Linked DNA regions of Homo sapiens: all the other regions are linked to region 1. A link is a contact called in ENCODE Hi-C or POLR2A ChIA-PET data. All regions are on one chromosome and are shown on one strand. The core of a region is the stretch at or near the end of the contact, and the rest is flanking DNA. Distances in the headings are between cores, read along the strand shown.

Region 1 (4,447 bases), core at 272-2,771:
CTGGGCAGAAAGGAATCTCAGAACTCATTGGCTGGTGCCTCCAAATGGGGGTAGGCAGTACCAGCTTTCAAGGAAGTGTTTGGAATTGAGTGCTGGTGTTGGGGGAAGGGGTTGCTTTTGGTCATTACAATAGTGAATAACCTAGTGAATGCTACTGGCTTCTTAGGGGCTCAAGGTCAGGGAGTCTAAAATTCCTATGATAGGAGAATTCTAATGGATAAGGAATAGTGTGTCCCAGACATCAGTGACATTCAAGAATATGGAATCACTCATTTTATAGCTGAGATCCAGAAGGATTATGTGCTCCAGGGGCCGGTACAGAGCACAGATCAGCTCTCCTCAAATACAGCCTCCCTTCTACGGGAACTCATTCTAGTGCCCCACAGTGGCCTCTTCATATTTGTTGTCTTGTGTTCAGAGAATCCCAAGTCATTTTTTTTCTGTTTTTTTTTTTTTTTTTTTTTTTTTTTTTTAAAGACAGAGTCTCACTCTGTCGCCCAGACTGGAGTGCAATGGCGCGATCTTGGCTTACTGCAACCCCCACCTCCTGGGTTCAAGTGATTCTCCTGCCTCAGCCTCCCGAGTAGCTGGGATTACAGGTGCGCACCACCAGGCCCAGCTCATTTTTGCATTTTTAGTAGATACAGGGTTTCACCAGTTGGCCAGGCTGGTCTCGAACTCCTGACCCCAGGTGATTCACTCGCTTCGGCCTTCCAAAGTGCTGAGATTACAGGCATGAGCCACCATGCCAGGCCCCAAGTCATTTTTATATTTGCTTAAGAACAACATGTTTAGAAAGGCACACTGCTGCTATTACAATCATTAACAAAAGATAATCTATACTTTGAAATAAAACAATGAAACATTTAACAACCTGCAACTTTGGATGATCATATGATTGGTCTTCATTTCTTGATTATTCTGACTGGTGTTTCTTTAAAAGTGCCAATCTTTAAAAAGATAAATGCTGTTTGTCTCTCAAAACAGTCATAAATTGTGGGAAAGGAAACAAAGACGAAAACATTAGTTTTTCAGAAATGAGGCTTTTTGTTAAAAGTAAAATAAAAATAGCAACACAACTTCCTGATTTTCTGAGTGAAGTTATTTCATGTGCTAGTTATTTGGTGTGGCTCCTCAAGCCCATTTTAATTGAGATGGTGTAGGCAGCTAAAAGAAATGCACTGGTAAAACCACAACTAGGTTTCATCTTGATAGGCAGGAGCAAAAACAGAAAGGAAAGAGGCCAGCCTAATTTCCAGAGACTGGGGGGTTACAATTTCAATTAGGCATCATGGGTGTGTGGGAGGAAGGCAGTTATCCTCATTCTCCTGTATGTTGTTTCTGACTTTGAAAGATGTAGACTATCTCAGGAACTTTTGTCCTGGCAACAGTAGAATATAACTTTTTGATGGCTTTCATTATTTCCAGGCATTGGTAGCTCACACTTATTTCAGTACCATCCTGAATTTAGTAACATCATGCAGTGGCCCCACAGGCTGGAGGCTAGACACCTATCTTGTTTCCTGAGGGCTGTGGCTAACCTCCAAAGTTTATTGTTTCTGTTGCTGCCTTCTTACTATTGTGCGCCTGCTACCTAGAGAGGACTCTATTTCCTTGGGGTAACTAACAAACCAAAGAAGTCCGTAACCTACCTGTTCCTTTAAATTCACAGAGCTATAGAGCTAGAAGGTATCTCAGGGGTGGTCTAATTCAACCTTCACATTTTGCAAAATGAGAAGGTGGTCAAAGAAGTTATTTGTCCCAGGTCTCCCAAAGCTGACAGAGTTGGGCCCAGGACTGAATCTCTTGACATTAAACCTAACCACATTGCTCAATGTAATAACTGCAGGCTGATTAAGTTCTCTACAACGTATTGTGCTCAAACTACTGATTGTCATAGAATCATTTAGAATGCAAAACTATTTTTTCCCACAGTGAGTTTTACAAAATTTGCCATTGTTTTACTTCAAACTTTTGAGCCTCAACATTTTATATATGAAATGGCACCAACAAAATCTGTAACTCTCTTCATTTTCTTTTTCACGTCCTGGAGATTGCATGTGTACGTGTGTATGCTTTGTGAGATAAGGTGTCTTGCAGCTCTGGCTTTGAACAACAAAGTTGCTGAAGCTGTTAGAAGCTGCAAGAATACCCACTTCCTACTTTACTGGTGACATATTTTTGCAAAGCTGTTCTCACTCCGCTTCCCCATCTCAAGCAAATTAAGATTTAGAACAATGACTTTAAGTTCCCTTTTATGCTACTTCTGCTCTTGTACAGTAAAATAGCTTTCCTGCAAACACAAAATATTTTCCACCAGTGAACTAAAATTGTAAGTATTATCTGTTACCTGCATTGACCTCATGCAGCATTTCCCCCAAAGTTAATTCCTGTGAACATTGGTCCTACTTAGATATTTTGGGAGAAAGAACAAAAAGGTTCTGTGGTCAAATATGATTTGGAAATTGCTGTGAATTATACTTTTCCTTTGATATTCATAGTGTTCATTACTGTCTCAAAGACTTTATAATAAGAGAACTAATTTAACTTTGCTTAACCCAAGATTTTCTGAATGTATTTGAATCATTTTTCCTCTGCAACATTCATGTGTGAACATCCTGCAGAAGGCTTAGTAGATGAGTCATGATGAGATTACAGTAGCGTTTATTGAGTGTGTACTGTATGCCCTACAGTTTTACAAGCACTTTAGTGGGATGATGCCTCTGTCAGGCTCAAATATCATAGAACAAATTCAGACTCTATAGTCGTCAAAATGCCCGTGGTTTAATTTTGGCTGTCCTTCCTATGAATTACATAACATTGTATAAATCACTTAATCTCTGAGCCTCTGAATCTTCACTGTAATATGGGAGAATAAAGACAGACTATGAGGTAATGTGGAGAGAGACGAAAATAAAGTTACTGGTAAAATATCCAAATAAAGTGGAAAAACATGGGCAACATTGAGGTTTTTTTTAACTGCAACAAGATTCAAAAAAATGCATAAGTCCTCCCATTATGTTTCTGATGACAACTGAGGTGAATTTAAAAAATCTTTAAAGAAATATCACCTGGGAAATTAACATTGTGTGTACTAGACAGCTTCCCCCCAACATCTTTTAACACATTGCAATAGTTTTCTGATAGGTACCGGATAATTTTCTTATAATCTTAGGAAATCCTTTATGTTAGGAAACGTATCATCTTGTCAAGCACATAGAAAACTGGCTGAGTTTGAAAATCTTCTATCTAGCCCTGGCTTTCCGCGGGCTGGGGCACAGAAGAGTCCATACGTAGTTTTGCATGTAAATGTCGGCTTGTTTGTTCCCACACTAGCTAACAAGAGTCCTTTTAAGTCCATGATAATAACAGATAATATTTTTAGAGTGCTTCCTGTGTGCTAGGCACTGCTTTGAGAGCTCTACTTATGAAAATATCCATTTAATCTCTCAAAAACCATATACGGTAGGCAGCGCTATTGTTCTCATTTGTAGATGAGGAAACATGCAAATTGTTAACTTGCCCAAAGTCTGGCAACTATGGAGGGACAGAGCTCGGATTCAAACCCAGACAGCCTGGTCCCAAAGCTTGCTAACATGACCACTGTGCACTCCTCCAGACATGGCAGTGGAACAGCAGGATGGGTCTGGGTTCCAGTGTGGGAACAAGAAAATGGGTAGAGTAAGAAAAAAAATAATGAGACAATCTTTTCCATTTTCAGGAGTCAGGGAACAAGTACATACAGTTTATCTTTTCAGTAACTTTTTACTTCACACCTCTCCATTTCTCCCACGGATGCTCTGAGTTACAGGAAAGTCCACTTTGCTCCATTTCCAAGCTTTTCTTCTTTTTTCTTTTTTTTTTTTTTTGAGACAGAGTGTTGCTCAGTTGCCCAGGCTGGAGTGCAGTGGTGCGATCTCAACTCACTGCAACCTCTGCCTCCTGAGTTCAAGCGATTCTCCTGCCTCAGCCTCCCAAGTACCAATGTCTACCAGGCTGGTCTCAAACTCCTGACCTCAGGTGATCCTCCCACCTTGGCCTCCCAAAGTGTTGAGATTACAGGCATGAGTGACCACGCCCAGCCCTGCACTTAAAGCTTTTACTTCTCTCCAGGGGCCTGCACATGCAAGTCTATTCACCCCTACCTCCTCTCCTCAACCTATATCCTCTTCCCTCACTTGCCTGGTTTATGCCTACTCTGTCTTTGGGGCTCAGCTTAGGCATCAGTTCCAGTAGGAAGTCTTCCCTATCTAACCCTCCAGGAATACTTAAGCCTTCAAGCACCCAGTACCCCATATTCTCCTTACCTTGGCACTTAACATGTGGTAATGTAAGTGCCCATTTTTCTGACCATGACTCCTATTAGAAGGTAAACTTCAGGAGAACAGAGACGTAACTGTCTCATCTCTATTGGATTCCTGAGGTCTACAACAATACCTAGCACATG
Region 2 (4,557 bases), core at 1,207-3,706, 3.8 Mb after region 1:
CTGCCTAGGATCCCCCAGAAAAGGATAGTACTGGTTTGCACAGGAGCAGAAGTGGTGAAAATGGGAAATGATGAGTGTGGATGGAGATGCTCATGGCAGGGTCTGTAGGTCTCTTTGAGGGGGCTCAACTCACAAAGTGCAGATTTTTATTGAAATATGAATGCTTGTAGAAAGGACATTTTCCTACTGAGCAATGGCAGTTCCATATTTCTTATCAGAAAGGAAGTAGGCCTCAGTCTGATTGAACAGTGAGGAGAGGGAGGATTCAACACTTACAAGTTCACCTGCATTGCATTTCCCAGAAGAAAGAAGAAAATCAATAACGCATTTCAAAGATCACGGTGCTAGAGACAGAGAACCACAATTTAAGCTTTTCCCTGGGCTTAGAGGCGGATGTCTCACTGCCAATTTCACGTCCAACACCGGAGCCTCGCAGTCCATTTTTCTCCCCAGCTGTTTTAGAAATATCCCCAAATATCAAGGACATCTGAATGAGTGAACCATCAGAATAAGGAGCGATTCCCACAGAGTTCCATCCCACAGGGAAGGGACGGGACCAGCGGGGCAGGCCTGAAGCCTGGGTTGAGCGGCGCTGTGCCTTTCATTCTTCACCGAGATCTCGGACCTAGAGTTTCCAGGTTCCGGAGGGATGCGGTTGTTGACCGCTAGCCTAGAATCCGTGAGGGCTGAACCGGGACGAAGGCCTAGGACAGAGAGGTGGTGTGGAAGGACCCAGCCGCGGCCACTGGAAGAGCAGCTTCCTGCAATGTAAAGTGTTCGCGACCTGCATTTGTTTTGCTTTCTTCCTGGAGGAGCCAAATCCGTCCCATTCTGGATCCTTATTCCAGCTCCTTTCCCTCTGCGAATCGCACTTGGTGGGTCGCGGGGCCCTCAGTAATTAGGGATCACGGATCAGCCAAGAAAAATACAGGTTTTCTTAAGCCTGAAGCCACTGACTTGAGGAGGGAGCGTGGGAGTAATGTCAGTAGCAGTTTTTTATTTCGTTTTCGTTTTTATTTTCTAGTCACTAGGCCACCAAAGAAAGTTCCACCCAACGGCCAGTCGATCCGTCGCAGCGACTCTCTTTTCCCTGAACGGAGGGTTTATGGCTGACACCTCCACTTGTTTCTCAGAGCCGGGGCTGACTGCCGGCTGCATCTTTGAATGGCGACCAAAAAAGACATGCATTTGTCTGGCAAAGTCGCTGGCGTTCGCCTGGTGCCCGCGCTTGCCGGGTCCTAGAGCAGCCAGATTTTCACACCAGCGAGTCCAGCGCCCAGCGCCACTCCGCCTTCGGATCACCGGTTTCTCACATCCGCAGCAGCACTGGCCTGACAGTTTTCCGGTTGCGACAGCGCTAGTTGAGCCAAACAAAACGTTTTCCTGCTTGCTCTGGGCGTCCCATTCTCCATCCGAGGCCTTCTAGTCCCGGTGTCACTGTCGCAGCACCTGGCGTTCGTTAGCTCTTTCACCAGCGGCGCGGAGCGGGCGGTTTTGCTGTCACGGCACATGTGGCACGGAGTTTCTCGGTGGCCGAAACCCTCTTTTTTCTCAGAGTCCAGTTTCTTGGTGACAGCGCTGTTGGTTGCGCCATAAGGAATGTTGTCCTTGACAACCCGCCGGCCGCAGTCATTCGCAAGCTCCAGGCACCGACATTTCGCAGAACTGAGGTCTCTCGGTCTCAGCACAGCTCGTTGCTCGATGCCTCCATTTTCTCGGGGCGACAGCACTCAGGTCGCCGATCTGAGGGATTCGGAGCTTCCCCAGCTGGGGTGAGCCTGGCGTTCCCGGGCGGCGGCGGCGGCGCTGGGCTAGGGGAGCCCGCCGCTCCTCCAAGCCGGTGACAGGGGAGCTGCCCGGGCGCCGTCTCTTCCCAGCGCCGCCGCAGAACCCGCAGAACAGCTCGACCTCCAGAACCCTGTGCTGTGGCGGCGGGGCTGGCGTGTCTGTCGCAGGACCCCGCAGATTCGTCTGTCGTTGGCTTGTTGGTCCTAACAAGTTTCGATTTCAGGGTGCCTGCGTTTCTTTTTCTTTTCTCTTCTTTTCCTTTTGTTTTGTTTTGAGACAGAGTCTCGCCGTGTCGCCCAGCCTGGAGTGCAGTGGCGCGATCTTGGCTCACTGCAACCTCCGCACCCCAGGTTCAAGGGATTCTACTGCCTCAGCCTCCTGAGTAGCTGGGATTACAGGCGCTCGCCACCACGCCCGGATAATTTTTGTATTTTTACTAGAGGCGGTGTTTCATCATATTGACCAGGCTGGTCTCGAACTCCTAACCTCAATAATCTGCCCGCCTCGGCCTCCCAAACTGCCAGGATTACAGCATGAGCCGCTGCGCCCAGCCGGTGACTACGATTTCTATCCCCTGGTTCAAGTCGGGGAATAGCCAAAATGTGATTTCTCAACCCAAGCAAGTACCCACTTAGGACAAACACCAGCCTAGCCCTGGCGGCGATTTCTAGGTCGTAGGAAGTCGATGTTTCGCCACAGAAAGGCTGAGTGACCCTGTGACTCATTTCCCAGCAACTCCGGGTTTCCTGTAGCCTAATCATAACAAACGCAGAGTTAGCCCTGCCTCAAGTTTCTTTTTTCTTTTTCTTTTTTTTTTTTTTTTTTTTTTTTTTTTTGAGACAGAGTTTCTTTCGTCCAGGCTAGAATGCAGTGGCGCCATCTCGGCGATCTCGGCTCACTGCAACCTCCACCTCCCGGGTTCAAGTGATTCTCCTGCCTCAGCCTCCCAAATAGCTGGGATTATAGGCGCCCGCCACCACACCCGGCTAATTTTTGTATTTTTAGTAGAGACGGGGTTTTGCCACATTAGCCAGACTGGTCTCAAACTCCCGACCTCAGATGATCCACCCGCCTTGGCCTCCCAAAGCCTCAAGTTTCTAAGTCGTGGCAAGTTCCGGCTTCCTACTAGTACGGCTTGCTTTAGCTGCGCAGGAGATGTTCAACTCCTGTAGAAATCTGTGTACCAGCGAATGCGATTCATTTAGGTTTAGCGATGACCAGTTTAGCAGTGCCTGGGAGCTCTTACACCAAGGCTAGCTGCGCAACATCAAGTCCCGCCTTAGCTATGTTGGTGTTTTTTAAACTCCCATGGAAGTCAGGAAATGCCGGCAAAAGCGATTTCTGGTTTACGAAGCTCGGTTTGACGATAGCAATTTCCGCCGAACGCGACTTTTTCCTCTTGTGGACCAAGTCGGGATATATCAGCTACTACGATTTTTTAGTCGTAAACAGGTTTAACCATGACTGGGTTTTGTTGGTTTCTTGTTGTTGTTGTTGTTTGTTTTTGTTTTTGTCCTAAGAAATGTAGACTTAGGTGTAACATGTACCGGTTTAGATCTAACAGGGATATCCTAATCACAGAATTGCTTCTTTTGGCAATACTTGTAATTTCTGCTTTGTAGGGTTGGTTCTCTCTAATTTTTGCTTATTTTTAAATGCTCTTTTTGTGTCTTTTGCTCTGAGAACAATGCTACCGGTAGTTTCCAGTGTGTTTGCTTTGCCTTTTTATTTGAATTTTAGAATTTATTATTTTAAAATTTTATCTTATTTAAATGTTATTCATTTTTCTTCTACTAATTTTGAGTATCACAGCTTCGTACTCCTTGACTTGCATTCTCTCAGGAGCTGGGGAGCCAAGCTCGGTCTCCGCTTCGGTGGTTTCAGGTCCCGGGTTCTGTCTGGCGGCTCTGCTTCTAATGCGGAGCTGGCGGTTTTGCAGCAACGCTTTTGCCAGTAGCGCCCACTGAGCGGTTTTTCAGTTGCTGCACCGTTCTTAGCGCCCAACGGAACGTTTCCCGTACGCGGAGTCCATAAGTTGTCTGTGTCGTCACTTTCTCGGTTCTGGCACCGCTAGTATCTCCTAGGAACTTCCTAAACCCGTTTTACGGTGCAGAACGGTAATTGCACCGAGCCTCTGTGCCAACTAGTACTTCCGTAATACCGTTAGCCGGCTCTTTTCCTGTCACAACACATTAAAACGTGTTAAAACACATTAAACGGATTAAACACATTAAACGGATTAAAACACATTAAAACGTCACAACACATTTAAACAGAGTCGGTCCATTCCTCCAGACAGTATGTTTCGGGATGGAAGCACCCCTCCTAAGAATCCGCAGTTTCTTTCTAGCAGCACCGTTATGGCGCCTAAACGGATATTTGTTTGGCAATACCAGCGCTATCCGCTAGGTGCCGGCGCTTGCTGAGTCTCAGCGCCGCCAGATTCTTGCTAGCGAGGTCCAGAGCAGTGCAGAGACCTAGCGGACAGTTTTCCGGTGGCAGCAATGCTCATTTCCCGGACACAGATGGTTTTTGGCCCCTGAAGAACTCTTTAATCCCTGCGTTTTGTAGCGCTCGTTCTCTGTAAGGTTTGCTTAGTATCCGTTTCATTTCGACTTCTTTTCTCGCTGTTTTTCTGTCGGAATTACGATTTGTTTTGTTTCTATGTGCTCTCTAGAATTTTACCGGTTTTCATTTGTCTACTAATTTTCGTGCATTCGTTACTATTGAGTTTCATAATATCTGGGTGCCCTCTGCCCACGAGCTCCG
Region 3 (4,508 bases), core at 282-2,781, 4.1 Mb after region 1:
CTAGAATTGAGCTGAACTAAAGTAGAACCGAATAAAGGGCAAACTTACAAACTTAGGTGAGAAATATCTACAAAGGTAGACACAAAGAAAGCCTTTCTCTCTTCCCATAAGGTATGCTATCCCTGCCCCCTTCTTCACACAAAAATAACTGCAATTTTAAAATAAAGTTTAAAGAACACAAGCTGCTTAGGTGTCTCAAGTGCAAAGAACTACTGACACGGATAATGTTAACGACTTTCAACTGCCTCTCATCTAATAGTATCTGTGCAATAAAGTCCAAAACACATCTCAGAAGGAAAAATCTGTTAACTCTAGGAGCACTTCCATTTGTCTTAATTTTGTTGTTTATCTTGTCATTGTTTTTCATATTCATGCCTAAAACAGAGCAAATGTTAGTTAGCAGCAACCAGAACACATCATCCTACTGCAGCAGGTGGCAAGAGCATCCTCGGGAAGGTGGGGAGCTGCAGCAGAGGTGAGCAGTGAAAGCAGCTACTGATGCCTTAAGGCTAAGGCCATAGGGACAAGCATGACAAACAGGCACAACCTCACATTATTTGTTCCCCAAATCCCTCCTCCAGAGTGGATCAGAATAATCGTTTCTCTACCACTGGTCAAGGCCAGACGTGGGTTTTCAAAGACTCCATATACTTGCTTTGAAATATCCTTAGCTTAATCCAAAACCTATTTGTGGGAGGACTCTGTGAGTGCCTGCCCATTACACTGTATCACCTAAAGCTGGTCCCGAAGGTATTAGTAGGAGAGAGATGTGGGATTTCAGAACACCAAGGAAGCCTATTTTTTAAAACGTAGACAAAAAAAAATATGGAGGCAGGAAGGCGGGAGGCAGTGATCTATGAGATTTGAAGCAAGTACAGACTGAGCCCCAGTACTTAGCCAGGTCTAAATCACGGTTGTGAACGCTTTCTTGCACCTGAGCTGAGGAAGAAAAGTAATGCTACCCACTTCCCTTCTTTCCATCAACTCTATATGTGGCAGCAGGACACACCCCCTGCGAACCTACCAGCCTCCGTCTAAAGAGGATCTTGCCCATCCTTTGGCGTCCACCCTTAACCAACGCTCTGGAAACGCCTTGGTAGCCCAACTGTCTTCTCTCCCCCTCCTGACACCCCCCACTCACCTCTAGGCGGTCACAGCTGCCTCTCTGGCACCTCCAACTCCTCTGTCGTTAGAATACCTAGACCTCAACGCCCTCTCGCGTTCTCCCCTCCGCGACTCGCCTGTGTTCTCGGATCTTCTCAGATCCGCTACGGTCGGCCTCAGGTCCCTCACGAGGGAACCCCCGCCCGGCCCCGCTCACGGTGCCCCATCCTCCCGGGCAAAGTCCACGCCTACGTCCTGACCCAGAGCCCCAGCTCCTTCGGGCCTAGTCAAGGACACCGCCTCTGTCTGGCCCACACCCCGCCCGCGGCACCTCCGCAGCCCAGTTCTACTCCCCAGCGCGGGACACTCACCAAGCGTGACCGAGCGGCAGCAGAGGAAAGGGAGTGAGCCACGAAAGGACAGTCCGCGGCGCCTCCCCTTCGCCACCAGCTTTATAGCCGCCAACCCACCCGACTCCGGCACCGCCGAGAGTCGCTGGGAGGCGGGACGGTGGCTCCCACAGCCAATCGCGGCCGGTAGAGTTGCCCGGCAGCGCCCGCCCCCCAGTCCGGCTTCTACCAATCAAAAGGAAACTAGAGGCGATGACTCGCTAGGATTTTCCCTCGTGGCTGGAAGGGCGGGGAGAAGAGGCGGGGACAAAGTCTCAGGGCCGAGGAAGTGGTGTGAGAGACTGACGTGAGGTGGCACGAGAGCCCAGTTGCCAATGACGGAGCTGCGAGATACGGCGAGAGCCAACGGGAGCGGAGTGAGAGGTTCTCCGACCAATTGGGACTAAGTGAGAGGAGATGCGGGCCAATGGGTACTCCGCGTCCCACCGCTGGAGAGATGGTCAAATGTGGGAGGCGAGGTGGTCCCAGCTTGGGAGTCTGTCAGGTTGCCTAGCAACCAGAACTAGGCTTCACCTGAAAGATTTCTGAAATACTGTACTTGATTTGAATTCAGTCTTAACGTTTTCTAGCAAAGTGTGCGTAGATTGCAAATTGGAGCAGAATACTTCACCCAGAACTTGTATATGTGTAAATAGTCTAAATACCCGATTTGTAAATACTCAAATATTGTCTCCTTTATTCAAAACTACCTTGACTTAAAGAAAACAGAACAAACAAAAGTGCTCTTGAGACAAAGCTTTCTAACTAAACCTAAAACAAAATGGTTTCAGGATTAGGCATCCGTGGGGAGGGTGCAGAGCCTTGCCTGTGAAGGGAAGTTGATACTGAATTCAAGGATTTTTGCCAGGCCATGCACTCTGAGGAAAGGGACTCCATTTGGCCTGTTGCCCACTGTATCTTCTAAGCTTCATATGTGGTACCTGCCAAGTAAAAGGCTGTGGAAAGGCCACGTAATTGTCGGCATAGTAAATCCATCGGATACGGACTGCCTAACTCCCCCAGCAAATAGAGAGGAGCAATTCAAGCTAGAGGAATTCACTGAAACACTATTTGGGGGAATCCAAAGGAGGACACTTGTGGCTTTGCAATAAACTCTGCCTCTATCTGGTCAGAGAGAGAAGCCATAATACTTAGCTTTGGTGGGGGACCATGAGTGAGGTTCGGAGTTGTTTGTATCTCTCCCCATCTCAATTTAATTAACAGGAATGCTATTGATAAGGGGTCATTGGTAATTCTGTGATTCACACAATTATTGTTATGGGAGATTCTTTTAACCACTATAGATGCTAACCTAGTAAGACACATTCTCAGCAGCAAAGTGGCAAAATATATTGGAAATGGAACCACTGTGAAGTGGTGGCATAAATGACTTGGGGGAAGAGGACCACTCAGTAATGATTTCCATTCCACAGTATTGCCCATGACTCACTTCATATGTATGTAAAGTAACTAGATAGTAAACAGAGAGAGAGACATTGCCTGATTATGATCAACAGCAATTTGGGGTGGGGTAGGAGATTAAAATTCTTGGCATATTGGAATATGCTGAAAGGCAGTAAGGACAAACACAAGAAAGAAGATACAGTTTTGTCGTTAGGAATCGCAAATAATTCCAACTCCAGGAGTACATAATGGGAAATGATTAGCCAGACGGTCATGAGAATGACCATCTTACACAACCGGAAATTTCTACAAGGAACAGACCGTCTTTTTGATCACGTTAATCTTCAATTAAGCAAAGTGAGCATGATTATTGATTACTGGGAAGCCAAGCAATGGAGAACAAAAAGGGTTAGTAATTAGATACAGAAGATCTTGTTATAAATAAAGTTTCCATGCTGCAAAAGAAATAGCAGTCGAATATAAAATTTTCTTTTTAATTCTCAGCAAGGCAAGGTACTTCTATAGAAGGGTGCACCCTTACAGATGGAGCAATGGTGAGTGCACACTTGGACGAGGGAGGGAAAGGGGTTCTTATTCCTGACGCACGTGGTCCCCACTGCTGTGTCGTTCCCTTATTGGCTAGGGTTAGACTGCACAGGCTAAACTAATTCCGATGGACTAATTTAAAGACAGTGATGGCGGGAAAAATGGTTATGAAATGAGTCAGGGTGAAGAATGAATTGGAATGAGTCAAGGTGGAGTACGTAATCAGAATGAGTCAAGGTGGAGAATGAGTCAGGTTGGAGTAGGTAATCAGAAAAGGTTGCTTTACTAGGAAGCTACGTTTAAAAGTAGAAGGCAAAGAATGGAACATACTGACATATTAATTCTTTGAAGAGAAATTTAGAATTCATATTTAACAACTTCCTCCTCTTGCATTTTTCTTACAGCTTTCTCTTCAAACTTATTTAACATGTCTTGATTTAGTTGTTCTGCTTGATTTTCCAAAAGAAGAAGCTTTTCTGGATGAGGTGGAGGATAGTTAAGGGAGGTTTTAGTAAGTACCGTTTCTATGAGCCTCTGCACCAACCCACAGATGCATGGTATGACACAGCACCTGACAAGAATAAGTACACCTATTATGACTATGAGGGAGGTAAGAATTGGGGCTATTATTCCTTTCCATTTACCGAACCACTTTTCTAGCCATCCTGTAAAGGGATCATTTACCCGTGAGTTGCTGGCTAACTCATTGGATAGAGCAGTCAGACCTCACAATGCCTTTGTTATACTTCCATTAGGGGTGGCGTTGTTTGGGATGAAGGTGCAACATTGAGTTTTAATCATAACGCAAACTCATCTTCTTTCTGCTAATATCATGTCTAAGGCTATCCTATTTTCCCAAGCCATCTGGCTAATAGCCCCTAATTGCTCAGCTATTCCTTTAACAGCATCTCTAGTGTAGTTAATACATCACTGTTGGTTGTAATAGATGTCGTTTAACCAATCTGCATTTTTATTAATTGTCACCCACCAAAATATTGACTCAAATCCTGCAGCTATTTGATTTCGGGCTTTAAATTGATCTCGTATTCCCTGTGGGACTCCAAC

The links. Hi-C counts contacts between places; a loop is a spot of excess contacts on that map. ChIA-PET counts read pairs that join two places held with the same protein, here RNA polymerase II (POLR2A). Pooled maps may share reads with other maps.
Region 2: a loop to region 1 is called in a pooled map, with 5 times the contacts of the local background. The contact joins the promoter of FLJ32255 here to the enhancer-like site in region 1. A Hi-C loop is called at or near these places in 1 of 168 maps with a recorded cell type or tissue (naive thymus-derived CD4-positive, alpha-beta T cell) and 7 of 50 pooled maps. POLR2A ChIA-PET finds 5 or more read pairs at or near these places in 4 of 52 experiments (T-cell, activated CD4-positive, alpha-beta T cell, activated CD8-positive, alpha-beta T cell and 1 more).
Region 3: a loop to region 1 is called in a pooled map, with 7 times the contacts of the local background. The contact joins the promoter of HMGCS1 here to the enhancer-like site in region 1. A Hi-C loop is called at or near these places in 4 of 50 pooled maps.

What each region holds. Positions count from the first base shown.
Region 1 is chr5:39,175,695-39,180,141 of GRCh38, forward strand. The region is part of intron 2 of FYB1 (FYN binding protein 1); the gene reads right to left. Among named protein-coding and RNA genes, the nearest start is that of FYB1, 42 kb to the right of the region's middle. RefSeq lists enhancers at 1,187-1,246, 1,277-1,356. Within about 2 kb of position 1,522, at least 4 of the 41 ENCODE cell types and tissues checked have a DNase peak (open chromatin) inside an H3K27ac peak, as active enhancers do.
Region 2 is chr5:42,990,877-42,995,433 of GRCh38, forward strand. It overlaps FLJ32255 (a long non-coding RNA gene), which reads right to left and starts at 2,457. Exons shown (of 2, transcript NR_104643.1): 1 at 1-2,457. LOC105374746 (a long non-coding RNA gene) reads left to right here and starts at 1,399. Exons shown (of 3, transcript XR_007058755.1): 1 at 1,399-4,371. RefSeq lists enhancers at 932-1,081, 1,422-1,631, 1,932-2,061, 2,331-2,625.
Region 3 is chr5:43,311,881-43,316,388 of GRCh38, forward strand. It overlaps HMGCS1 (3-hydroxy-3-methylglutaryl-CoA synthase 1), which reads right to left and starts at 1,532. Exons shown (of 11, transcript NM_001098272.3): 1 at 1,476-1,532. RefSeq lists enhancers at 1,302-1,441, 1,692-1,921, 1,928-2,444, 2,445-2,959, 3,054-4,253.